Regions from separate parts of the Mus musculus genome. Here all the other regions are linked to region 2. A link is a loop called in an ENCODE intact Hi-C map of the cell type or tissue named here. Cell type or tissue: gastrocnemius. All regions are shown on one strand. Region 1 overlaps Igf2r (insulin-like growth factor 2 receptor). Region 2 overlaps Airn (antisense Igf2r RNA). Region 3 has its middle 28 kb from the start of Slc22a3. Region 4 overlaps Igf2r (insulin-like growth factor 2 receptor). Region 5 overlaps Slc22a1 (solute carrier family 22 (organic cation transporter), member 1).

Region 1 (5,000 bases), 96 kb before region 2:
GTTCTTATTACCCCTACAGGGCATCATATGCACAGACATTAGTTAGCACATCTGGGCTCAAGCCAGCAGTACATGGAAAAGCTCAGCTTGAATCCAAGCCTGTACAACCAGAGTCTGACAAAGCAGCCAGAAAGTTACTATACATAGTTGTAGACAGCAGCTGGAATAAGGCAAAACTGACTTGTGTGGGACAGGAGAGCTGGCTCAGCAGCTAAGAGCACTGGCTGCCCTTCCAGAGGTCCTGAGCTCAATTCCCAGCAACCACAAGGCAGCTCACAACTGTCTGTAACTAGAGTCTGAACCTTGCACAGACATGCAGGCAGAACACCAATGCACATAAAAATAAATAAATCTTCTAAAAAATGGCTGTGTGTCAGTGACTCAGGTTTCAGTTACACAGATGTGCTAATTTGTGAGGACTGCTGTCTTATGATACATGGGGGTTCAACAAAAAGTCTCCCCACAAAAGCCTCATTCCATTCCACGAGTGCTGTCTCCATCATAGACAGCAGTGGCTCAGTTAGCTAACTGGACAGCACACCAAGACTTTACTGGCATTATTCACCCGGTCTCAGCCCACAGCCCAGAGTTTCTACCTGTATGTCCCACCCACTCTGCTCATCAACCCAAGGACCCTGGCTCCCTAAGGATAAGAAAGACCCAGGCTCTAGCCTGTGGTACACTCTGTGAACCTGGCCTCCTCTCCTCTCCACCAAGAGTCATACCAGGACCCACACTGTACACCAAGCCCATAGGCAAAACCAGCTCAGCCACTGTCAGAAAATACTTGGAAAACTAAGAAGTGTTGTAAAGAATTTTCTGGAACTAAATGCATTTTCTAAATGACAGCAAAAAAGGAAAAGCAAAGAATGGTCGATGGCAGGGCTCCTCACACCTAGGAGGCAGCTGCCAGGCTATGAAATGAGACCAACCTAAGGGGGCAGCACTCTTCCCCAAAGCAGGAAAAGACAAAACAAAATGAACTAACAAACAAACACCCAGCAGCCCAGGATCGTGTAGGTAAGGGAGCATGTCTGCCACCCATGGATAGACACTGTCCTCAGTCATTTCGTAACCTCAGAGAAGGACAAAATGAATTTCATGTCTGCAGGGTGCCTGGACACCAGGTCTCACATCCACTGCACTGAGCTCAGGAGAATCCAGGAGTCTACAAAGAACAGTGGCACAAACGTTTAATCCCTGCTCTGAGTCTGAGGTTTACATAGTGAGTTTCAGGCCAGCCTGAAATCTTGTCCCCCAAAACATACACACACACACACACACACACACACACACACACACACACACATACACGAGGAAGAGGAAAAAGGTGGCAGCAGGAACTAGGTTGGATTGGGGAAATAACAGCTCTAGATATGAGGTAGGTGCCATAGCACTCAAGAGGCAGAGCTACACAAGTTCAAGGCCAGTTTGGTCTACATAGCAAGTTCCAGGCTAGACAGGGCCACACAGTGAGACGCAAATCTCAAACAAAAAATGACCCCCACACAAAGTTCTCAACATGGATTTTGGTGGGACAACACTCATGATAAAGGCAATGTTCTTGGTAACTCGGTAATGCCTAAAATGACCAATTTCGAGCCCTAGAGACTTTGCTGCAACTTAAAACAAAGTATAGAATCGTACACACTGGCCCTGGTGCTTTTCTGAAGTCCTTGCCACTCTCCTGTGCAGCACTTACCATAAATCCTCGACCACAGACAAGATGGATCCTGGTGCTGTAGGTGGTGAGCTGGCCATCACTGGTGGTGCAAGCAGAGCCGTTCACATACTCTAAGAGGAGGCTGCCACTCTCCTCCACCACAGGGCCTATCTTTGCAACTCCCAAGTTACTGATGGATACAGTCTCTGCCAAGGAGCCCTGCAACAGAGTGTGGATTTGGCTTCCTTCCTCAGGAAGTCAACTTGCTACTTACAGTAGTTATTGCCAATGAAGCCACAGCTAAGAACTGTGTAAGCAGGCAAACAAAATGCAGAAGCCTTGAGTGGGGGGGAAGCCCTGAGTGGGGGCTGGCTGAACCCCGAAGCTGCTGTTGTGATAGAGAACACACACTCATACACATACAGCCTCAAATGCCTCTGAGGCACCAGAGGGCACCACTAGCATATGCAACAAAAGCAATTGCTCACGTTGTTTTTGCAGAAGTCAACTTCTGGGGTCTGTGTGCAACTTCCAAAGCCCACCACATATAAGGACCACAGGAAAGATGTGAACGCTCTGCCAGTAGATGATAAAGCACTCAGCGCCCAGAGTGGCATTACCACGTGCATCTGGGTCACTTGGAGCAACACTCTCACATGCGACTGACTCCAGGGCACCGGAGGCTCTGAGCTATGGATGTCTGCAGAATCCCGCAGGCACCTGAATTCAGGCCAGCATAACCACTAAGAGCTTTCCCTGCAAAGTACTGGATCAACCATGGCCAGTGCCCGTCTGAACAGATTCAAGTGATGTGTTTCTGTGAAGGAGGCACATCCTCAGAGACTGCACCTGGGCAGGCAGCAGGCCTGTTCTGATCAAGAATTCCAGATCACTATGCCTTCACACACCAGGCCTCAGAGTCGAGAGAAAACATGAGAAAGACACACATACCTCATGATTTTCATATTTCATCTGGCAAGCAGATGCATATCGATCGCAGCCTGGCACAGGATTCAGAGGCCGACACACATTGAGGTAGTATTTCCTCCGTGTAACATGTTCCCGGGAGTTTTCCATAGCATACCAGTTTCCTCCAGAGCCACCTTCAGACTTCACTAGACTAGTTTTCACACAAAAGTATGCTTTTACAAAGGTGAACTAGCTAAAGTCAGCAGTTCATGTTTAGTCACTAGAGAAATGAAGACACTATCAATGGATAATGAATCAAACTATGTGGTGAATGACTCACAGGACATGTCATAACATTTGGACAGTCTGAAGCTCCACATGCAGAGGGCCCTGCCAACACCTTCACCTTACACTGAGTTAGTATTTTAAACAATGAGTGTTTGCTATGACAAAGATCAATTGATACCACAGACTGGTGAGATCAGACCACACCCTGCACCCTGGGGCCACCACAAACCTACTGCCATCGGCTAAAACAAGTGCTCACCTGGAGAGGTCATACTGTTCCATCATGGAGGGGTCTGTCACCATGCACTCCAGGGGTTCTTCTGGGCAGGCATAACTGGTGTACCACCGGAAGTTGTAGGTAGAGTTGTCCTCTTCCTAATCCCAAGACAAGAAGGAGACAGGAAAGGATAGCACAAACAACCTACATCTGTAACATCCCCAAAGACCCACAGCAAAACTGGCCTTAGCTTAACAACAGCACTAGGATGGAGCCTGGCCTGGGGGAAGGGAAATCGCTTCTGCATGTTTTCTAATACAACCAACAGAGCTGTGGACTAGCATTAAGATAAATGGGCCTCTGAATAAACAGCTTAACCAGTAACTACATACTGCCTAGGTACCCTGAAAACTGCAAAAAGGAATGGTTATGTGATAGTTTGGCAAGAAAACCAGACTAATAATAGCTCTGTTCCTACAGAAAGGGTGGGCAACTGGCTCAGGTATGGCCAGGAAAATTTCCCAAGATAATTCCCACCTGATATTCTGGGAAGCCCACTCCAGCGTCACGGTCACAGAGGAAGGTAATCAGTGTGGCTCTCGGTGTGTGCTTTTCATTGTTATAGGGAGTGCCGTTCCTGTAGCTCAGCTGGATCATTCCGTCGTAGTAGGTGAGCTTAGTACTACTCAGCCCCAAGTTCCAAGACTTACCACTAAAATGAACACAGAAATGTCACTCTGGGAGTGAGTGCCATGGGGCAGGAGTTCTGTTCTCTAAGGCTACACAAATAGGGGCAAAAGCAAGGCCAGACCAAGACACTGCAGTCCCTGGGAATCTCATATGTGGCTCTTTTGGCTGTGGAAAGAGAAAAGTCACACACACACACACACACACACACACACACACACAACTTTCTCTCAGTACTCCTGGCCTGTAGTGCAGCTCAATTCATTACAACTAAACCTATTCTATACAGTAAGGAGAACTACATACATAAGTATGCAACAACAGTAAAGCTCAAGTTCCCAGGTGAGCATCAATAAGCCCAGGCCTCTCTCAGCCTAAGGATAAGGCTTGGCCCCTTCTCTGGGGTCCTGCGATTCTTCTGACCAGGTCTTCTCAGTAGTTAGATGCCTGTCAAGCAATGGTGTCCAAGAGAAACCTAACTACCTCTGTACGAAACATTTGCTAGCCCACAATCCCAAAGAGCAAACCCAGAATCAGGTTACTTGCCTTTTCGCTACCTGGCAGGCCCCCGAGTTTGACTGACAAGGATCCATGGATACAGGGCCACAAACATTTATGTAGAAGTCATACTTCTCTGTCTCAACTTTATATGCACCATTCTTCTTCGTGAGGAGTGACAAATCAAAGGAAAACCCTGAGTAACATAAACACAACACAGGTATGTCAGGCCAGTCATGGCACAGGGGACAGCGGACCACGCAAGCTTCTCAGACAGAAACTACTGCCAGAGCAAAACAGCGCTGAAGGAGAAAGGTCACTTTGCCTTTAAGCTACCATTCCTGCAGTGACTATCTCCTACCTGGACACAGGTCCTCGCCGTTGCCCTTTTCCACTGTGTGAGCCCTACAACCCTGTTCAAACCTGTAGCTCCAGGTCTCACAAATGTGGCATAGCCAAGCAACCACACTATGATGGCCTTCTTGTAAACTCCACTATGGAGGGGGTCTGTCCGAGGCCGCATCTAAAAGCCTTTTGAATGACTGTAGGGGGGGAATCCTCCTGTGCTGGAACCAGTAAATCCAGCAGAGCCACAAATTCAAGATGGGCACTGCCGCCGCAGCTCAAGCACACAGCAAGAAGACGCTTGGGGCTCTGTCCAGTGGCATGAACAAAGTTCTGCATCAGGTTACTCCTAACAGCCATGCTAAGTCATGCACACCAGACAACAGAGGCACT
Region 2 (5,000 bases):
GGCTTTCCCTTGCCTTCCTGGCTGCCTTAAAGATGCAGCATCCCCTAGGGCTATTTGAAACAGTTTGTGCTGGATTTTAGCTATCACAAACCTTGCTCAACTCTTATCACAAAGATCAGAAGGGAAGCCCTCCCCAACCCCCCCCTCCCCCCGCGGATGAGTTGAGGAATTACTGTAATTGGTGCCAAAGGGACAAAGCTGGAATTGACCCTTCATTTAGTACAAATGTGATGTGACTGGTACACACACACACACACACACACACCCCTCCAGCTACATAAGGCTCTTGGTAAGCTGTCTAGGATAAACCCTCAATGCACCACCAACACCCTCCCATTCCCAATAGTAGGGCCTACCTAAAGCCTTCTCGTGAGCATGTACTTTCTCTCTCTCTCTCTCTGTCTCTCTGTCTCCCTCCCTCCCTCTCTCTCTCTCTCTTTCTCTCTCTCTCTCTCTCTCTCTCTCTCTCTCTCTCTCTCTCTCTGTTCCTCTCTGTCTCTCTGTCTCTCTATTTCTCTCTCTCTCTCAAGTCAAGGCTAGCCTCAAATTCCTGATCGTCTTACCTCGACCTTCCAAGTGACTTGGGTAGTCTCTGCTTGTCTATGTTCGCAGTGTAGGCTAAGGAAACAGAGCAGAAACATGAATCCATGAGGTGCCACTGGCAACTGGCACTGGCTGCTACTGTAGAGGGAACGCAGCCACCATCATGAAGAAGCCTGGCCTGGGGAGGCCTGGGGGAGATGGTCACAGTCAGGATCATAGGCTCAGCAGCCCATGTGAAGTCCAGAGGCAGCAGGCAGGATTGTCCTCCCAAACATCTCATAGCATCCCACAATAGCAAGACTTAAAATTCATAGAGCAGAAATGCTCAGCACCTTCCCCGTGCTGGGATTCCAGGTTTGCCGCCACTGTTCCACCCTCTGACTCATGAGTCTAGCTACTAGGGGAATTCAGGTAAATAGAATCATATGATGTTTGTCCTTTTACAATCCCCTCATTCCATCCAGGATTGCTTCAGAGGTCATTGCTGGCCAAGCATGGATCAGGACTCTTGTCTCCTCAAAGGCTGACTCTGTATGTATATTAGAAGTTGCGGCTTGCATTCCCTGATACACATATGGACCATGTCTTGCTCATCTGTCCCTCTCTGACAGGCACCTGTTCTAGAAATGAGGATGCTAGCTCACAACGTGGACACATGAGGGTCTCTTTGAGTCTGTTGGTCTGTTAGGGAATGGGACTAGAAAAATGACTGGATCCCATGGTACCCTAGATTTAACTTTTGGGGGACCTTCCAGGATGCTTTTCACGGTGACTCTATTCGTTCCTATTGCTATTGCTAGCTGAGCCCTTGTTGTACCTGGACAAGCAAGGGTGACAGGGAGTTCATCTGGAATGTAAGGCCCTCGGCTCATTGCATTGATAACTGTTAGTGTTGAGACTTTTCCTAATTTAGGGTCCTCCTCTTTCCCTTTACGGTTGTTTTGTAATGAGCCCTGTGTGATGGTCCTCCACATCTCCCCTGTTGTTTATGCCTGTCTGCCAGGCCAAATATGGTTTTAGCCATTTAGAGCCGGCCTACTTTACAAAGCTCACAAACTATGCCAAACATCTCCTAACCCTATGTATATAAGACAAACGCTGTTCTGTAAAAGCTGTATAGTCTGGCTTCTCCAGAGAAATAAATCCAAAAGAATATATAAACATGTGTACATATTATAGACATACAGACATATGTGTGTACTAATATAGTGTATATACACTAATAAAGCACATAGTATGTGTATATAATAGATACAATCATATATACATGCATGCATATTAACTGCATGGCATAGTTATGGAGGCTGAGAATTCCCAAGATGTGCACTTGGCGCACAGGACGCTGGAGACCGGCAGAGCCCTGCAGCAGAAGGCCACTGTCCCAGCTCAAAGAGTCAGGCAGTCCCCAAGTTCTCTCTTTAAGTCTTTCTTATTGGGGCCTGCAGCAGACTGAATGGGGCCTGACTACTTCAGAGATAACATATTGCCCAGCTCAGCCTGCAGACTCGTGATTTCACCCAGCAATCTCCTCAAACGGTACAGATTAATTTTTAGCTAAATGCTTGAGCTGCCTAAGTCAGTCCAGTGGATTTGTCAAGTCAGTCTCCACAGGTTCCCACGTGCCCTGATCCTTTGAAATGCTCTAGTCTAGAGCCTTCCCACGACAAACTTAGTCTCCTATTCTCCTTCTGTGGAGGAGTTGGCTTGTCCTCTCCGGGTAGCCTTCCTGATTACAGTCTCTGGACGTCCTTTGTTAGGAGCAGATCTTTAGCCAGCCCTGCCACAGCACCGCCTTGAAACGTATGCAGCAATAGTGCCCCCTTGTGGTATAACCTCTCCCTGCATCAGCCACGAAAATTTTTTTAATTGGTTATTTACATTTCAAATGTTCTTCCTCTTCCCAGTTTCCCCTCCACAAGCCCCCATTCCATCCCCCTTTCCAACTCAACCACCCAATTCTGCCTCACCGCCCTAGCATCCCCCTACACTGGGTCACCAAACCTCCATAGGACCAAGGGCCTCCCCTCCCATTGATGCCTCTACTACATATGAAGCTGGAGTGTACTCTTTGGTTGGTGGTTTAGTCCCTGAGAGATCTTGGGGGGTGGGGGTGGGGGGCGGGGTCTGGTTTGTTGATATTGTTGTTCTTTCTATGAGGTTGCAATCTCCTTAAGCTCCTTAAAGTCACTTCCCCTAACTCATCCATTGCCCCCACAACCCATGCTCAGTCTTATGGCTGGCTTCGAGCATCCCCATCTGTATTGGTCAGGCACTGGCAAAGCCTCTCAGGGGACAGCTATACCAGGCTCCTGTCACCAAGCACTTCTTCAGCCACCAAATCTTGAACCACCACCCAGGATAGTCCAAAACCAGAAGACTGCTTTTCACCCTTCTTGTTCCAGCCATGTGCTTGGGAAAATGCCTCATATCACCTTGACTTCTGCACCAAGTCCATTCCCAAGCCCCTTGGATTTCTATCCATGTCCAGGGTATTGTGGGTCAACTATGGGTGAAAGGGGGAAGAGTGGAGGTAAAAACAATGTCTGCATTCTTCTGAATGCAAAATTCACTGCACTCCCATTGACAATAACCACATCTTTAAAAAGATTTGGGCTAGGGAGCTAGAAAGGCGACTCAGCAGTTAAGAGCTTGTACTGCTGTCAGAGGGCCACGCTCTGGTCTCGGCATTGAAGCAGGGCAGATCAGAACCACCTATAATTCCAGTTCCAGGTGATCTGACACCCATACCTCAAGCACCCATACACACACAAACACATACACGTGCCCACACATGCACAAACACATACACATGCCCACACATGCACAAACACATAGGATTTTTAAACTCGAAAATAAATATGTTCAAGTTGTGTTTTGTTTTGTTGGGCCTCAGGGCCCTGGCTTGTTGGTGTGCTTAGCACAAAGCATATAAGCCTGCTATAAAAATTAGACTCTTAGCCAATATTGCAGTATTCGTGTTTAGCACAGTGCATGGCATATAGAACATGCTTGATGAAGGTTTGAGCTAATTTAAATAGGTATGGTAAATAATATTAGACTGACTACATCATGTGGAGGATATATTTTTTTCTCCAGCAGGCCCCGTGATTGCAATTACGTGTTATGGAAAACCCTCGATTATATTTATTATTGTTTCCTTTTAAGCAAGACTATAATGCTCTGGTTTCAGCAATGCTTTCAAAGAGAGAGAGAGAGAGAGGCAAAATTGCTTCCCAACTAAATGATTAAGATCTCTAAATTTAAACAGTGACATTCCCCCTCCAGTCACTATTTGGTAAGAAGCCGAATTTGCCTGTTGCCAAAACACAATGTAAATTAATAAAAAGTTTAAAAAAATGTACTTTAAAAATATTTTAAACAATTCTTTTTGATTCCGGAAAAAGAAAAAATGCAACTGCCTTTGTAATCTTTCATTTGTCTTATTATTTTGTAATTAATATGTATATTTGGAAATGCTTTTCCTTCAGAAAAAGATGTTAGAGAGAGGGTTAATGCTCTTCATAAGATGACAGGCAGAACCTGTCAAAGGCTATTTACAGCTTGCACCAGAGAGCTGAAGAATAATTTATTGGCTTATTAAGTTCTGCCTATTCCCCAAAGCCAACAAAACTCCAAACCCTCAAATTCTGAAATGCCAGAGCCCTCTGATTAAATGTCTTGATAGCCGCCGTCTGTCTGAGGCTATCATCTGTGGAGTGTGTTTGCTTTTGCCAAATGCAATCTGCCCCCATACTCTGGGTGGTTGGGATTTACTTGTGGTTCAAAGATATCTAGCATCAAAGGGCCTCCTGGAAGGATGCACCCAAGCAAGCTAGGGCCAACCAGAGATGGACAAAGACTTCTGAGCTGTAGCTCATTCCCAGATGCTATGCACACCACCGGAGTTTGCAAGAAACCTCTCTCTACCCAAGACTTCTACAGAGCCTGGAGATTCATGGGCTCCCCCAAGGATCTGTGAACAGAATTGTATTGCTGTATAATTAGTCTCTGTAATTCCAGGAGTAGGGTTTTTTTTATGGATTTCTAAGGAGTCCACAACCTTCATTATATGAACAAAGGAGTCCTGACAATTTATGATATTCAGTATTTAGAATTCAACCCCAAATTATCAACCATACCAAAAGGAGGGGGGCTACAAACTGTAAATTTTATTTTTATTTGCCTGATGTAATTGTCATCTAGGAGGCTCAGTCTGCTAACCGAGGCCTAGCCCTGAAGCTTCTCCCCTCTATACAGTCTTATCTAACCTCGAATGTTTTTAGCCTGAGACTTACTGCTGAATTTGCTTACCCTTTCTAGTGCTTTTGAACTCTGGCTGGCTGGTCAACTCCACAGTTCTGGTTCAAAACTCCTCTTCATGCTGACTGGTTCAAACTGGCTTCTTTCAGCTTCTGACTGAATTGCTCTGCTTGGCCTCATACTACTTTTGGCAATCT
Region 3 (5,000 bases), 280 kb before region 2:
AGGATAATGGAATATGGCTCTTTCTTCCCTCCCCTTCTCCCTGTCCTCCTCTTTCCTTCTCTCTTTTCCTCTTTCCCTCTGTCTTCTCTCCTTTCTCCCTTCATTTCCTCCCATTCTTTCTTTCCTCTACCCTTCTCTTTCTTTCTGAGTAATAGTCTAAGAGCCACGGAGGGGCTGAGCAGGTGGAAGTCCTCAGGTGAGAGAGGCTGAGTTTGAGCAGAGTTAGAAAGACATCTTTCTAGCATTCTGAATAAGACATCAAGGTGTCTGCACTTATGGGGAACCTGGTAGTGATTGGGATGTGAACAATAACAGAGTGGCCAAGTCGGGCATCAGCCCACAGAGGGAAAGGTCCTGTGCTTCTGAGTCCTGATTCCTCCCTCGGAGTATCCAGGTACTGAAAAGGATACGTGTGTGTGTGTGTGTGTGTGTGTGTGTGTGTGTGTGTGTGTGTGTGTATCTCACCTTGGAGAATGGTAAGGGCTTTTGTTGGGGGGTGGTTGTTGTTATTAGGGTGAAAGTTCATTGGCCGATGCCTCATTTGCATGGAGAGTCATCCAGGTGCTTGCGGGAAGAAAGGAAGTTGAACCTATAGATTCAACAAAGACTAGGTGACATTCCTCAGGTAGAGGATGTGGGGGTCAGGCAGGGAAGAGGAAGGCTTCCTGGGGAAGAGAGTCCTCCATTTTGCCACAGAGCTCAGGGTTGCTATCCAGACATGGTAGACTACAACCTTAATAGTGGGATCTTCTTCCAATAGGGTCCTGCTCATATGAGCTCCTTGGTACAGATGTCAGAGGTCCTGAAAGACAAAGCCTGACCCAGGTCTCAGGCTTGGCTGTAATGGAGCTATGCATCTCCAGTCACGGCACACAATCATCTCCCCTAGCCTGCTGTGTCTCCACTGTCTCAGGTGCCTGCAGTCATCTGTGGTCTAAGAATATTAGATAGAAAATTCCAGAAACAATTTACAAGTTTTGAACTGCATGCTACTCTAAACTGTATGGTGGTGGAATGCCATATATATACATACATATGTGTGTGTATTATAAATTATATATAAATAATATTTCCACCTGCATGTGGCTTTTGTTTTTTTGGACAAATGTTTCGATGCTGTATGTACTGCAGGTCTGCGAGTGATTTTGAAGGTGTCTCCAATGTCAGGTCAACTGTGATGGTATTAAATGATGTTCTTATTGCCCCTATTTTCCTAATAAGGATTCCAGACCACTAGAGCAGTGCTGCCCTAGTGGGGTATGCTAAAGAGAAGCCAGGCATAGAAGTAAAAAGTTCTTCACTTAGAAGGGAAAAAAACATGCCGAGGTTTCTAAGATCTACAGCAAGAACAACCTGTGCATGAAACCAAAGAGAAATCAATGTTGTTTTCTGTCACCACCAACTGTGGAAGTTCTGCCCACTGTGCATAGCAAGTGCTTGGTCAGAACTGGGGAGCATTTCCATACCCAAAGATTCAGGGTGCTTCTGCTAGGTCCTTACTGATGACCAGGGAGTCCCCACCTCCTGCATTGTGTGAATGATAGAGCCCTGAATCTACAGAAGCAATAAGGGTGGGGGGAAGGGGCTTGAAGGCCACAGACCTGGGTGATGCTTTGTACTTGCTCTGACCCCGATTCATCACTGGAAAGCGAGGTTAGCGATGGTGAACTCCCAGCTGCCGCGCGACACTCCACAGCTGTTCTGCCGGGATTGCAGCCCAGTGCTCTGCATTGATCGGCTCCGGAGGGTAGGGCCTGACTCTCTAAGGACCCTGCTCCTTAGAGTGACATTGTGGGAACATCAGCACCAGGGAGACTGATATACTGACTTTCTGAAGACCAGCTCCTCCTTGGGATGCTTGCTACTCTTTTTTTTTTTTTTTGGAGACAGGGTTTCTCTGTATAGCCTGGGAGGCAGAGGCAGGTGGATTTCTGAGTTCGAGGCCAGCCTGGTCTACAAAGTGAGTTCCAGGACAGCTTGCTACTCTTAAAACACTTTCCCAGCTGACCTCTGGACGGCTTTCATAAGCAGATGCCTCCTCCCTGGTCTACAGCCAGCCTTGCCCTCCTTGCTGTCCGTTGGGTTTCCCAGGACTCAGTAGCTACCACAAGGGGGAGACAGTGAGTCAGCCTCTCTAAGAGACCAGGCTCTCTTTAGAAGTGGTTCCTGGTCAAACTTCAAACTTCTTGTTAAATATGCTTCTCTCTTGATGCACACTCTAGATAATGAGGCAGCCTTCGAGTGGCTCACAGCATTGGCCTGGATCAGCTAGCTCTTCAGAGGCATCTTAATCCAGCAATGGCACAGAGATCAGCCTCTCAGAGACATAAAATAGGCCACATGCATTGCAATGTTTCTCTCGTTGACATGGAACCAACCACATGGATCCAACCAGTCCACAAATGAGTGAATAAATAACATATATTGTATGCACACACAGGTCTGATGGAGTATTACTTATTGGGTCTTCAAAAAGGATAAGATCCTGCCAAGTGGGCCGACATGGATGGACCAGGAGAACGTTATAGTAAGTAGACATTTTCGAAAAACTCAAAAAAAAAAAAAAAGGAAGGAAGGAAGGAAGAAAGAAAGAAAGAAAGAAAGAAAGAAAGAAAGAAAGAAAGAAAGAAAGAAATTAAAACACAGCACAATCTCACTTACATGTGGAATCTGAAGCAGCTGAGTCAAGAGTGCCCTGGTTGCCCAGGACCTGAAGCAGGAGCTGTGTGGCGTATTGGTCAAACACTCTAAGGGGTACCAAGCGTTAACCATGTAGGATGAGTGATGCCTATAGCGAACTATGCTGTCATTTGAAACTTGCTGAGTATAGATGGAGCTATTACAGGCTCAGCTTATTGCAGGCAGTGCTGGGTCTGAGCACACAGATGAGCAGAGTAGCTCATTGTCTCGCAAGCGTACACACAGAAGGCGTCACGGATGTGGGGTGGGTACTCCACGTGAGGCATATAGGGAGGATCATGTGCAAACCCTCCCTACTAGGGTGGAAAACTCAGTCTTTTGACATGTGCTGCCCAGACCATCTAGAAAAGCAAATCATGTAGAGGTCCGGACGGTAACTGCAGAACAATTCAGTCTGAGAGACCCACTCAAGAGGCCAACCTTTGATTCCTAAGGCCATGGTCCGATAATATAGGCATCAGATCTCAATTTTGTTTAGGTGTGTGTATGAGGGGTGGGTGCATGTGTGTGTGCAGGGGAACCTGCATGGAGGTCAGAGGTCAACCATAGCGGCCATCCCTGAGGGTCCGTTTGCTTTGCTTCTGAGGCAGGGTCTCCTCACTGGTCTGGAACTCCGAGTAGACTTGGCTGCTCCCCAGCCCTGGGGAACAACTGTGCACCATCGCCATTTCCCCTCTAACTTTCAGAGCTTGAATCAGGCTCCTCATACTCAAACTGTAAGCCTTTTACTATAGGAACCATCTTCCCAGCCCCAGAGAGTGTGTGTGTGTGTGTGTGTGTGTGTGTGTGTGTGTGTGTGTGTGTGTGTGTCTTTGTCTATGTCTGTGTTTTGATTTCAGTTTTGGTGATACTGTGTGTGTGTGCGCAGTTTGTTTGTTTGTTTGTTTGTTTGTTTGTTTGTTTTGAGATAGGATCTTGATATATAGCCCTGTTTGACCTGGAACTTGCTATGTAGTCCAGGCTGACCTTGACCTTGTAGGTGATTCCCCCTGCCTCTTGAGTCTTGAGTACTGGGATTGCAAACTTGTGCCATCACACCCAGCCCTAGGTCTGTTCCCTCGTGGCCCGTGGCATCTCAGAACTCACAAAGCTGTCCAATAGTACCCCGTGTTTACCCGAAGAAAACTCCTAGCAGGTAAAATATTCCAGGTACTGTTTTCAAAATGCCAGTGTCAGAGCAATGGACAGGTACCAAAGTGTGTCTTCCTGCTGGGCTGACCTACTCTCCTCCTCTTCTCAAATGAGAGAGCAAAATAACAACTCTCCTTTCATATGCCGAGCTTGTGTGTGTGTGTGTGAGTATGCGTGTGCGTGTGCGTGTGTGTGTGTGTGTGCGTGTGCGTGTGCGTGTGCGTGTGCGTGTGCGTGTGTGTGTGTGTGTGTGTGTGTGTGTGTGTGTGTATACCATCGAGTATGATGAGGGCTGCTCCTGAGTCCAGGTGGGGGCTATTTGCTGGACCATAGGCAGTTCATCAGTGCCCATCATGACAGTGACAATGACAGTGACAGTCCTCCGTTCTCTCAGGCACCTTTAACTGTCGATAGTCCCTTGGGGAGGAGTGGAGCTTCGTGAGCCCTTCCCCCTTTCCATGACGAAACATTGGCAGGTCCAGCTGTTCACAGTTATCCACAGATGCCAGAAGTCTGTGGCTTCAACATCTGTATGATGAGCAGAAGACACCATTCCAGGGCTATGCTCCTACCCCTCTTCCTTCATATTCCCCGGGCCTCTTGGTGTATAGAAAGCCATGTGTGACATAGATGTTCCTTTTAAAACTAAAGTCCCCACATTACCTTCTTCTCTATACCTTGACCATGTACGAGTTTCTCTCTGTATCAATCACTGTCTACTACAAAAAGAAGTGTCTCTGGGAGGCGCCGAGACCCAAACCAATCTATGCTTAGAGAGGTAAGTGTTTGGAGGTGAGTTTGCTACCAGGCCCACTTGACTACGCAATAACAATGGGTTCTTCCCTAGGGCCCATGACCATGCCAACCACAGGCTCTTGGTCAGATTTACAGTACCAACTTTTACAATCTTTAATAGCTCCTCGTTGCTTCAGGGGTTATTCTGGGAGATGGCTCCATAGTGGGCAAAAATCCAATTACAAGAAAAGCTTGTCATTACTGTAATTAATTCAGGCTAATCTAGATATATCGTCTAGACAGATCTTACCCATGTCCATGAGTTCAGGCGTTTCCTGCAGGTTTGCCTTGTGGAGTCTGCTGTGGCTGCACAGGGTACTCCCCACCAGGGTGCTGTGCTGTGTGTGGTAAGGAGCCAGGGAGAGCAGAGCAGG
Region 4 (5,000 bases), 100 kb before region 2:
TCCAAGATTAAGGGGAAATGGGAATAGAGGTAACCACCAAGCAAGCGTTTCCTGCTGAGGTGCACACTCACCGACGTCTGGGCACACTCGAACACGATCCTGGTGGAGAAGCGCTGGTCCCCACATCTGTCCCCATTCACGTACAGGATGCTGAGAGACCCATTTCCAGTAGCTTGAGGACTGATCTGCACCACACCCAAGTTAAAACTGTTGTCTTCTGACACCATGCAGGACCCCAATGCAATGCCTGAACAGACAAGAATGGCGAATGAGGAAAGGCTGCTTTGGGTTCCAGTCAGACCCCGGGGAAGTAGTGGAACAGGACTCCAGCGCACCGTGGCAGCCAGGGATATAAGGCAGAGGGTTGCAGACACTCAGGTAGAAGTGCCTCCTCTTCCCGTATGCAGACGTGTCCACGGCAGTCCATGGCTTCCTGACCATGCTCAGGGCGCTCAAGTCATACTCGTTCCCAGCTGGGTCTGGGGTGGAAGGAAACACAAAAGGAGGCACGCTTTCCTGTTTGTTCTGGGACCACTTTCCCCACCGTGTGAAGACACAAGGAAACCCACAGGAAACCTGGACTGCAGAACCATACTCCTGCCCTGCTGTCCAAACTGTCCCTCTGTAAAAACCACAGCAGCACAGCACACACGCTAAGCAGTCAGAGCACACAGCCACCTCAGGGCACAACTGAGCAGCTCTTAGGTCTTATGTCTTTTTCCTTCCTCATATGAACTTTGGACATACATCTGTATTTGATTTTTTTTAACTTGAGTTTTCTTCAAGATTGCTATGCAGCATCTGACCCGCAAACCACAATTTAAACCGTTGCTGTAAGTGGGAAGGGGTCTCTTCAAGAGAAGCACTTGTATCACTAAGCATCATTTAATAATCACTAAGCATCATTTAACAGGCAACAATCGCTATAAATCCTACGGAGCAAAGCATATGTGCCACGTCTACAAACGGCTAGCTCACATTCAAGCACGTAGAGACTCAGAGGCAAAGAAATATAGACAGACAGACCACCCACCCACCCACCCACCCACCCACACACACACACACACACACACACACACACACTACCCCCTCACTGAAACCCAGCCTACCAACTCCTAGGCCTCACCAGTCACTTGACAATCCACTAGAGAAGGAGTACAAGCCAATGCAGTTTCAAACTCAAAGTAAGTGTTCCGGATCCCTCGTGTGGAGTCAATGTCCTGATGCAGGAATTTGGGGGCTCCTGGGTAAATGTCATCGTTGCAAATAAAACGGATGATGAATGCTGTGCCTGTGGGACAAGAAAGCCACCAGTCAGGAGGGTCTCACACTTAGGACAGCAAGGGCAGCAAGAGGCCTCATAGCCATCCTGGGGTAATCACAAAGGGGAGCCAGTGCAAGGACTGTCCCAGCACCATTGACTGGTGTGGCATGACAAGCTTAGGCCAGGGATCAGATCTTACCTCTCTTCCTATCAGAATGAATTCACATCTCGCACAAGTTTATCATTCCATCAGATAAAGCAAATTTGTTTTCTGACTTTTTTGTTTCCACAAACTCTACACACCTACTCCTCCCCCACAACCACTTTACAGGGTTAATGAGGTAAGAACAAATTAAGGAGGCATGTAAGTGGACTGGACCCTCGGCGCTACCCAAGCCTGGAGCCTCACCAGTCATTAAATGTTCCCCAATGTTAATAGAGCTGGGTGGGAAATGCTTTCAAAACTCAAGCCTCAAAAGAACATGATAGAAAAATGATTAAGCATTCCTAGTTTAAACGAGTGGTCAGCAAGTGCAGAGCAAAGTAGCTACAAAAGGAAGCACCCTGCTTTGTATACTGAGACGGAGAGGTTTCATACACAGTAGCAGCTTGCCGAGACTGCCCACCGTGGTCCCTCCGCACGTGCTAACTGAGCTTCCCTCCCAGAGAACCATCCTAGGCTGAGCACGGAACCCCTTCTACCCAAGGAAAGGGTTCCAAGAGTGCCACTCAGGAGGCCCTGAAGCAGTGCTCACTGGGAAATCATGTGCTCACACAGCCCTTCAAAACACCCACGTGGAGGACACTGAAGGCTGGCCTGACCACCCTCAAGGCAGCAAACATATTCACGAACTGCACTCTGACTATGTCTTTAGCCAACCACAATGGTCCCTCCCAACTGGAGTCGCTGGCTCACTCGCGCCTGGAAATGGCGTGTTAGAGATATTTGTCACCAAGGAGCCTCACCTCCTTCTGCGCTGGAACCCCTTCCTATGTTTACATTTGCAGAAGCTTACTCAAAACATTTTCAATTCACTTTTATCTTTAATTTCTAACTGCCACACACTGTAACTAGATATTCATGGGACTTGTGATCACATTTCAGCCAAAGCATCCAGCAGGCGGTCACCGCAGCCTCAAGCCGAGCTCAGCACTCCTCTCTACTAGCTACTCAGAACCACAATCAGTGTGGTCAACTTAACTCCTGGGCTGGTTAGAGCATTACTCTTCCTACCCCGCACACCGCTAACCCTGCTATTCAAACCCACCCCTCCCCACCCCAGACTCTCAACAGCTCTACTCTACTGTCTGCTCCGAGATCAAGTACTTACCATAGCTTTCAACTGCCAACAACAGGAGGATCTGTGTCTGACTTACTTCACTAAACACGGCTTCTAGACATGCAAATTGCTTCTAATAAGAGGTTTTCACTCATTTTTAGTAATTGACCACTGTGTGCCCATTTTCTCTATGTATCCACCCATCATTCAAGGAAAACTTGGTCAATTTTATACATGGGCTGCTGTGAACAAGGCTGCAATTAATACACGTACAGTATCTGATGTGCTGAGCTCAATACCTCTGGGCATATATACCACACTGGGGCTGCTATAGAACTTAAACAATGTTTCTACATAACTGGTTTTCTTGATTTTGGACTTGAGTTCTTCTTTTTTACTATTTGTGTGTATCTGTGAGTGTGCCTGCCATGGTGCACATGCGGAGGGCAGAGGACAACTTGATGGCTGGCATCTGGCAGTCAACCGCCTTTACTGAGTCAAACATCTCATTGGCACAAGGTACTTATTAAAACAAGGCCCTGCATGTATTCCAGGCTGGCCTCAGACATGAACTCTGCCTCTCCACCTCACAAGCACTGGGCATTGTAACCATGCTCCATTTGTAGCTGCTTCCTTGACAGCTGCCGTACCCGGCCTTCTCCCTGCATAACCTGCTTTTCTATCAGGAGCAGCAGTCCTGGCTGATGAGAGAATCCATCCCTTATCCCTTATTTTTGGACTTGCATTACCCCCATGTGAAATGAATGAATGAATGAATGAATGAATGAATAAATAAATAAATAAATAAATAAGACAGACAGACAGACACATACACACACATTTTAGCATTTAATGTATTATTATTCTGACCCTTGCCCATTTTCACTCTGACTGATGTTTTTGTGCTGAGTTATTTCTATATTCAGAAGTAACTGTAAGTAGTGTTCCCTACCATCCCATTGATTCTCCTCGCTTGACTGTGTCTTTGTTGCATAAAATTTGTATAAGTCTGATGTAATAAATTCAAAGAATTTTCCTTTGTTGCCTATATTTTAGGATTTCCTCAAATTCACATCTGAGATCTGTAACTGAGTAGTATTAACTCTTGACATTCTGTCTTGTTTTTGAATTTAGAGCAAATTATTTCAGTTTTCCCTGTTTCATATGGTGTGGTCATGACCTACCTGTATTTCTATTTTGGGGGATTTTATTATGAAGATATGATATGAAGGTATGACTCTGTCTGGCTGTTGGCATACAGTTGTTTACATCAGTCCTTAATGATCATTTGTATTCTACGGAATACAGTTATGATAGTGTTATAATTCCAGTATCTGCTAACTGGAGAAGTGAAGTAGAAAAAGTAAGACTGCAGTGTCGGTGCAAACCATGTAGCATGGAAGACTCCACCCCCTCCTGTGCCCCTCAGACAGCTTGAGCATGGTGTGCAACCCATCGCACAAACCACCAACACCCCAGTGTTCAATGGGACTGACTGGGGTCAGAGGGTCACTTTGCTGCCTATCAACAGTGTGGACTGTGAAGTAACCTCACCCTGGGATCCATTTCCTTATCTGTAAAACAGAATAAACAGGTGGCAGAACCTAGAACAGAATCCAAACCCCCTGGATCTCACTCTGAAGCTGCCCCTCATGAAGCACAGGCTCTGTCCTAGGTATAAGACTTTCTGCCTTCCAGTGCTGCACCTGTACAGTGCAGCATTAACTGAGCACAGGAGAAGTATAAGCCAGGTGTGGTTGCCCAAGCCTTTGATCCCAGCAAGGCAGAGGCAGGAAGACCTCTGAGTTTGATGACAGACTGGTCTACATAACCAGCCTAGAAAGCCAGGACCACACAGTAAGAGCCTATCTCAAAGGGACAAAAGAAAAAGAGAAGACTCACAGAGCTGGCGTGGGAATTCACCAGACAACACACATATAGCACCCGTGGTACACGTCACCTGCAGGGGCTATCCACTGTCACAGCTGCTGACACGATGAAGGGCTCAGAATTGGCCTTTCACTTACTAACAAAATAAGTATTAACAAGCTTAACATACCCAAACTGTTACATAAGAAACCATATCACCAATTTTTTAAAAAGAAAAAAACAGGAGGAAAAGAATAAACTTATAAATAAATAATAAATAAATAAACTCATCCCCTCCTTAGCACCTAGAGAAGGACAATCAACACCCACCTCTGAAGAGCTAGAGGTGCAAGTAAAAAGAAGGGGCGGGAGATATGCATATGTCCAAGTGACCCTCAGCTCACCTCTGTCAGAGGGAGAAGAGCCCTTGTAGGTCAGAGTGAGGAATCCCTCGGCAGACAACTGGAGGCTCCTCTCCATCCCGACCGGCCTTTGTGGCCTTAGGTCCTTAATATCTTCTATCTGAGTTTCGGCCTCGCAGCCATAGGCTGGCTTCCCCGCAACCGTTCCACAGGCAGGCATTGCAC
Region 5 (5,000 bases), 150 kb before region 2:
TAGGAGGTTTAGCAAGGTCTCCCGATCCTGATGGAATCAATGCTCACCCTTCTCTGTGAGTCAGCCCATAGCAGGCACTTACTCTACTCTTTCTGATGAGGCGCCAGAACCCACCAGTGCCTGAAATGCCCTAAGATGCTTTATAGAAGCCAAAAAAGGACCACCGCAGCAAGAGGGCCTAGGAGAGAGCCAGTGGAGATGCTAAGGCCAAGAGGGTCCTAGGATCAGCAATGCCCTAGCTCTGACCATCAAAAATAAAGAAATTTTTAAAAAGGCCTCCAACCTCTATACTCCCCTTCCCAGCCTCAATGCAATGCAGTTTAAAAATCTTAATTGGGATTCTAGGAATAAGAAGATGAGGGAGAAGGGGGGAGTCTTACTTCAGAGACACTACAGAGACTTCCTTTTACACACACACACACACACACACACACACACACACACACACAACTTTCATGTCCTGACCAGGATGACTCTTGAGAAAATCCAAGATGTGCAGATCTTTCCCATAACTCCCTGCATGAGAGACTGCCAAAGCGACTCATTAGGCTTACAGTGCAGGCGCAATAAAAGGGTGTGGGGAGGAGGGATAGCCCCTCTGCCTTCATAGGAATCTATAGTTTCCACCACAAAAGGCAATGTATGTGTTCAAATTAAAGCCACCTCAAGTAACTTTGCCTGGACCCTCTACGCAGTGTGTTTGTCTTGGGTTGTAAGAATTATGAGGCAGTGCTCACACCCACCACCTGACTGCCATTGAAGACTTGCAGGACGAAGAGCTACAGAGGGCATGGGGCAACTGGAACACTCCCATGTCGCTGTAGGAAGCAGAAAGTAGCCTGGCCCATCTTTGGAAAGCTGTCCGGCGTCCACTGAAGCTAAACTTGGATGTCCCCGTGGATTCTGCTGGTGTGCTCACAGACGTGACCCCAAGAGAACAAAGGACTCATGTCCACCAAGAAGGACTCTGTGGCATAGCTCCCAGTGGACAAACACTACAGGCAATGATCACTGGGGGGATCCCACAGTGTGATGTTCATATAAAGAGTAAGACAATATTAAGAAAAACAGTAGTCTACACAGTCGTGTGACAGCATAGAAACGCCTCACGGGTATAGTGGATACAGGGGAATGGGGTGGGGGTCGGGGGAGGGTACATGCAAGGCGGCTCCATTTATCTTTCTAGGCTAATCTGTGGCAAGAGGTCAGGAAAGGTGGTTGGCAGAGCAATGGAATTGATCATGAAGTCTGCAGCCCAGGTATCTGTATGCTTAACAAATTGAGTCATTCATTCACTTAGAACACGGTCGTTATATGTTTACTATACCTCAATCTAAAACTGCTTCAAGTCTAGCCAAGGAAACGCCCTGCCTTTATTCTTGTTCCAGATGCTTATCAGAGGGTTACGACACTGTCCCCACAATTTGGTCACCTGGGAAGCGATGAAACCAGACAACTTACCATGTGGGATAAAGATCATGAGGAGGCAGGCTGCCCCCGCCACCAGATTTGATGCCGCTATTGGGTAGATGCGGCCAATGCGGTCAATGGTGACAAGGATGATAAAGGCCGCAGGGAATTCCACTAGAGAAGAATAAAAGAAGTCCAGGTAGAGGTTGGCCCCTGTGGCTCCCACATGCATGATGAGGCCCTGGTACAGCACAGCACAAGAGAACCTGCAAAGAGGAGATGACAAGTCACAAGCCAGCTCCAAGGAATCCAGTTAGCTGAACAGGACAGGTCACATGGTACAAGACACCCTGGGGTGACATGAAGAGTACCCTACTGGGATCCTTGATAGGAGATTGTGTCCCCACAGTGTGTCTCACAGGCATCTCCAATACACCTACTTTTAAAACTCCCCTCCCCCTACTCCTGGGATCTCTGAAACAAGAAGACAGGGAGAGATTGCAACTGGATATTCATTCCTATTGCTTCAAGTTCAGGTATCTGGGACTTCCCCGAGCCCCACACAGAGTCATCTCTTACACTCATTCAGGCCACGGCATAGAGAGCAGGCGTAGGCAACAAGCTAGCGCACAAGACCTGGCTTCAGGTTACTTTGTATACTTTGTGTATCTTCTCCTCTGTGGGTGGGATAGTGATGGCCTGTAGGATAGTGCTCTGTTGTGAATATTTACTGAGATAGCAGGCAAATGAGCCTAGTGGAGCTCCTGTCACACAGCAAAGGTATTACCATGGCCATCAGTGCCACCCTTCCCAAGTCAAAGATCCCCAGCTAGCTAGGTCTCTAGCTCCACAGAGCTGATTTGTCAGGCACCGTTCATGTTCTCTCTTCTCCCACCACACTGACCCCATCCATATTCCAGAAAAGCCTGGCAACATCATGTTGCCAAGTCAATGAAGACATTAAATCAGCTGTTCAAGTCCCAACTTAAAGGGACCTGCGTGTCATTAATGGGTAATGATACTACTTTGGAAACTGCCACCATTGCATAAAACTTGGCCTAGCATGGTAAGATTTTAATCCATAAGAAACTAGCATCCCAGCATGAAGAATGGCTTTCAGTCCCACACCACCAGTTAAGAAAAAACAAAAAAACAAACAACAACAACAAAAACTGTATAACTGGTCAAGCAGTCAGTGAATAAGTGCTGCCATCTTTTGGCAAAATCTGGAATTGCATCTATATTAAACTACCCCTGCCGCTGATGTCCACCACAGCTTTACACAGATTGTCTCACTTGCTTCCAGACTCCTGTGAGCTAGGCATGCTGCTTCTCACACTACCCATGAGTTCCCTGTGACACAGACTGGTACAGGTACTCCCATCTGGTCACATGACCAAGATGTCGAAGCAGCCCCCCACCCCCACCCCGGGTTGCGGTAATGAAGAAGCAGGTATGGGCTAGGGAGACGGCTCCATTGGCAAAGTGCTTTCTGTACAAGCGCAGGGCCTCGGCACTATTGTGAAAAGCCAGTGCGATGGGGTGCACTCTGCAACCTTAGAGCTGGGGCGGCACAAACAGGAAGATCCAGGAGGCTTAGCTGGCCAGGCAGTCTAGATGAGGTGTCAAGCTCCAGGGTCGGTGAGAGACTTTGCCTCAAAAATAAAGGTGAAGAGTGATAGAAGATATCTAATATTGACTCTGGGCCTCCATGGACACAGGCAGACAGACGCACGACGCACACACTAAGCAGGTAGAGAGGGTGGAAGAGAGATGGTGGGAGTTGTCCTGGGTCTGAGCCATAGGAGGCCAAGTAGGTCACAAGAAAGAATACAGCTGCCTTCCCGATGGGTTCAGAAGCCAGTGGAAAGCACAGGAAAGTCTGAGAAAGCGCGACCGCCTCGCCCTTCGCAGCCCCAAGGAGGTGGGGTGGACGCAGGCTGCTGTGGAACATGAGGTGACCCTTTTCAGTGCTCCCCACAGGATGGAAAGTACGCCCGAGAAACCGCGTGGATCCTCACGCACTTTCAAGGCCAAGTTTATATGGAGCTCACTGAGGGGCCATGTGATGGGAGCTAGGAATTGGAGACACCTTCTTGGGGGGAGTGTGTCTACGATGCAGATGAAAAACCTGGGCAGGACAGCAGAGCAATCCACTGTTCCCATCTGCAGTGGGTCACAGGTGCTACGTGGAGGAGACACACTCCTGAGTCAAACACAGAGTAGTCACGTGGACAGCTGTAACACCCATGGCTGAGCACAGAACCTCAATGAAGGAGGTGAAGGAAACCAAAGAGTGGGGAGGCCAGTGTCTAAAAAGATCAGAGGAATCCATGGAACCATGATTATTCATTAAGTAAACATTTACCACAGACCTACTATGTGCCAGGTAATACCCTACTAGCTTGCCTCTGTGTTCCACTAAACAAAGGAAAGCAAACAGGGTTCAGGGCAGTTCCTGTGTAAGAGAGGAGGCCCAGAGCCCAGCAGCTTGGTCTTAGCTACTAAGCAAATAGCATAAGACTCAGTTTGTTTTGCAAAGATAGCCATGTATTGAGAACTATCTGATGTCCAGGTAGAATTCTAGAATTCTTCCTCATGAAAGCAGGTAGGGGCCCACAAACTGCCCTTGGCAGGCATAGGGGAAAAGCGCATCTGCATGCTACCAGCTACCAGGTCCTTACCCATGAACTAAGGATGCATGAGAACCAGAGTGGGTCACAAGGTTTTCAGGTGTGAGGAAGGGTGTGTAAAGGCACTAAGCTACTGGAACCTTCTCCCCCTACCCCAGCCCAGAAGATAAGACACTTAACCTGGGCTAGCCTCAGATGCTTAGACTGAGGTAGCCTCAGACACTCTTTGTGCTTCTTCACCTTTTTTCAGTATTAAATCTCTCACCTGTTCTTAAAAACAAGGGAGCAGAAAGGCCTTCTGAAGACTCAGGCGTCAGGACTGTGCTGAGCTCCTCTCAGTGCAAGAGCTCATTGGTACCCAGCATTTGGACAGCAGCAGCCCCAAAGGATGTGCAAGGAGGATGCTCACCATAGATACATCAGGATGAGGGTGTGCTTCCTCAGGCTGGGGGTGCGGAACAGGTCTGCAAACGAAGGACTCCGCCTCTCTGAGGCATCTTCCTCAAGGCACATCATCTGGGAGAGACTCGGGCATCACCACACTTGGTCTGTGTGCACATGACAGTCCTCCAAGGAGAGACCCCATGTAGATCATGCCCCAACCCCACAGAGAGGAGAACCCCTGAACTTCAGTACCTTCAGGTCAGCAGGGGGCACCTTCCTGTTCTTCTGTGCAATTTGCTCCATTATCCTTACCGCTTGAGTGGTTCTCTTCTGAGACAACAGCCACCGGGGGGATTCTGGGACAAACCTGCAGACAAGCTCATAACTTCAGGGCCTTTTCCTAAGAATTTGCCCCACCTAACCCTTAGCAAGAGTGATCCGTTCGATGCATGGCTTAGAGCAGCCCAAAATCCTCAAGGAGGACTGTGATTCCCCTGGATGCTTGTTAATAAAGTGCTGGGATTATAGGCATACATCACTGCGTCCACTCTGAGCCTTTCTCACACAGGACTG

The links. Hi-C counts contacts between places; a loop is a spot of excess contacts. Peaks named below come from ENCODE experiments on the same cell type or tissue, not always from the same donor. Only the 100,000 strongest peaks of a DNase experiment are listed, where the experiment ranks them.
Region 1: a loop joins it to region 2, with 4 times the contacts of the local background. A loop is called at or near these places in 16 of 42 quality-filtered maps.
Region 3: a loop joins it to region 2, with 9 times the contacts of the local background. A loop is called at or near these places in 31 of 42 quality-filtered maps.
Region 4: a loop joins it to region 2, with 4 times the contacts of the local background. A loop is called at or near these places in 18 of 42 quality-filtered maps.
Region 5: a loop joins it to region 2, with 5 times the contacts of the local background. A loop is called at or near these places in 8 of 42 quality-filtered maps.

What each region holds. Positions count from the first base shown.
Region 1 is chr17:12,712,259-12,717,258 of GRCm38, forward strand. Igf2r (insulin-like growth factor 2 receptor) reads right to left here. Exons shown (of 48, transcript NM_010515.2): 15 at 4,311-4,458; 16 at 3,615-3,789; 17 at 3,120-3,235; 18 at 2,615-2,783; 19 at 1,703-1,882. Among named protein-coding and RNA genes, the nearest start is that of Airn, 27 kb to the right of the region's middle. In gastrocnemius, CTCF peaks have their summits at 907 and 2,107 (motif pointing right); no DNase peak of the experiment used is centred here; H3K27ac peaks cover 414 bases.
Region 2 is chr17:12,808,305-12,813,304 of GRCm38, forward strand. The region is part of intron 1 of Airn (antisense Igf2r RNA); the gene reads left to right. Among named protein-coding and RNA genes, the nearest start is that of Igf2r, 41 kb to the left of the region's middle. In gastrocnemius, a CTCF peak has its summit at 2,368 (motif pointing left); a DNase peak (open chromatin) is centred at 2,351; H3K27ac peaks cover 470 bases.
Region 3 is chr17:12,532,842-12,537,841 of GRCm38, forward strand. No RefSeq gene overlaps it. Among named protein-coding and RNA genes, the nearest start is that of Slc22a3, 28 kb to the left of the region's middle. In gastrocnemius, a CTCF peak has its summit at 2,115 (motif pointing right); a DNase peak (open chromatin) is centred at 2,093.
Region 4 is chr17:12,704,562-12,709,561 of GRCm38, forward strand. Igf2r (insulin-like growth factor 2 receptor) reads right to left here. Exons shown (of 48, transcript NM_010515.2): 22 at 4,818-5,000; 23 at 1,127-1,291; 24 at 336-479; 25 at 72-247. Among named protein-coding and RNA genes, the nearest start is that of Slc22a1, 31 kb to the left of the region's middle. In gastrocnemius, no CTCF peak of the experiment used is centred here; no DNase peak of the experiment used is centred here.
Region 5 is chr17:12,658,085-12,663,084 of GRCm38, forward strand. Slc22a1 (solute carrier family 22 (organic cation transporter), member 1) reads right to left here. Exons shown (of 11, transcript NM_009202.5): 5 at 4,680-4,794; 6 at 4,453-4,559; 7 at 1,462-1,676. Among named protein-coding and RNA genes, the nearest start is that of Slc22a1, 15 kb to the right of the region's middle. In gastrocnemius, a CTCF peak has its summit at 2,625 (motif pointing left); DNase peaks (open chromatin) are centred at 2,768 and 4,621.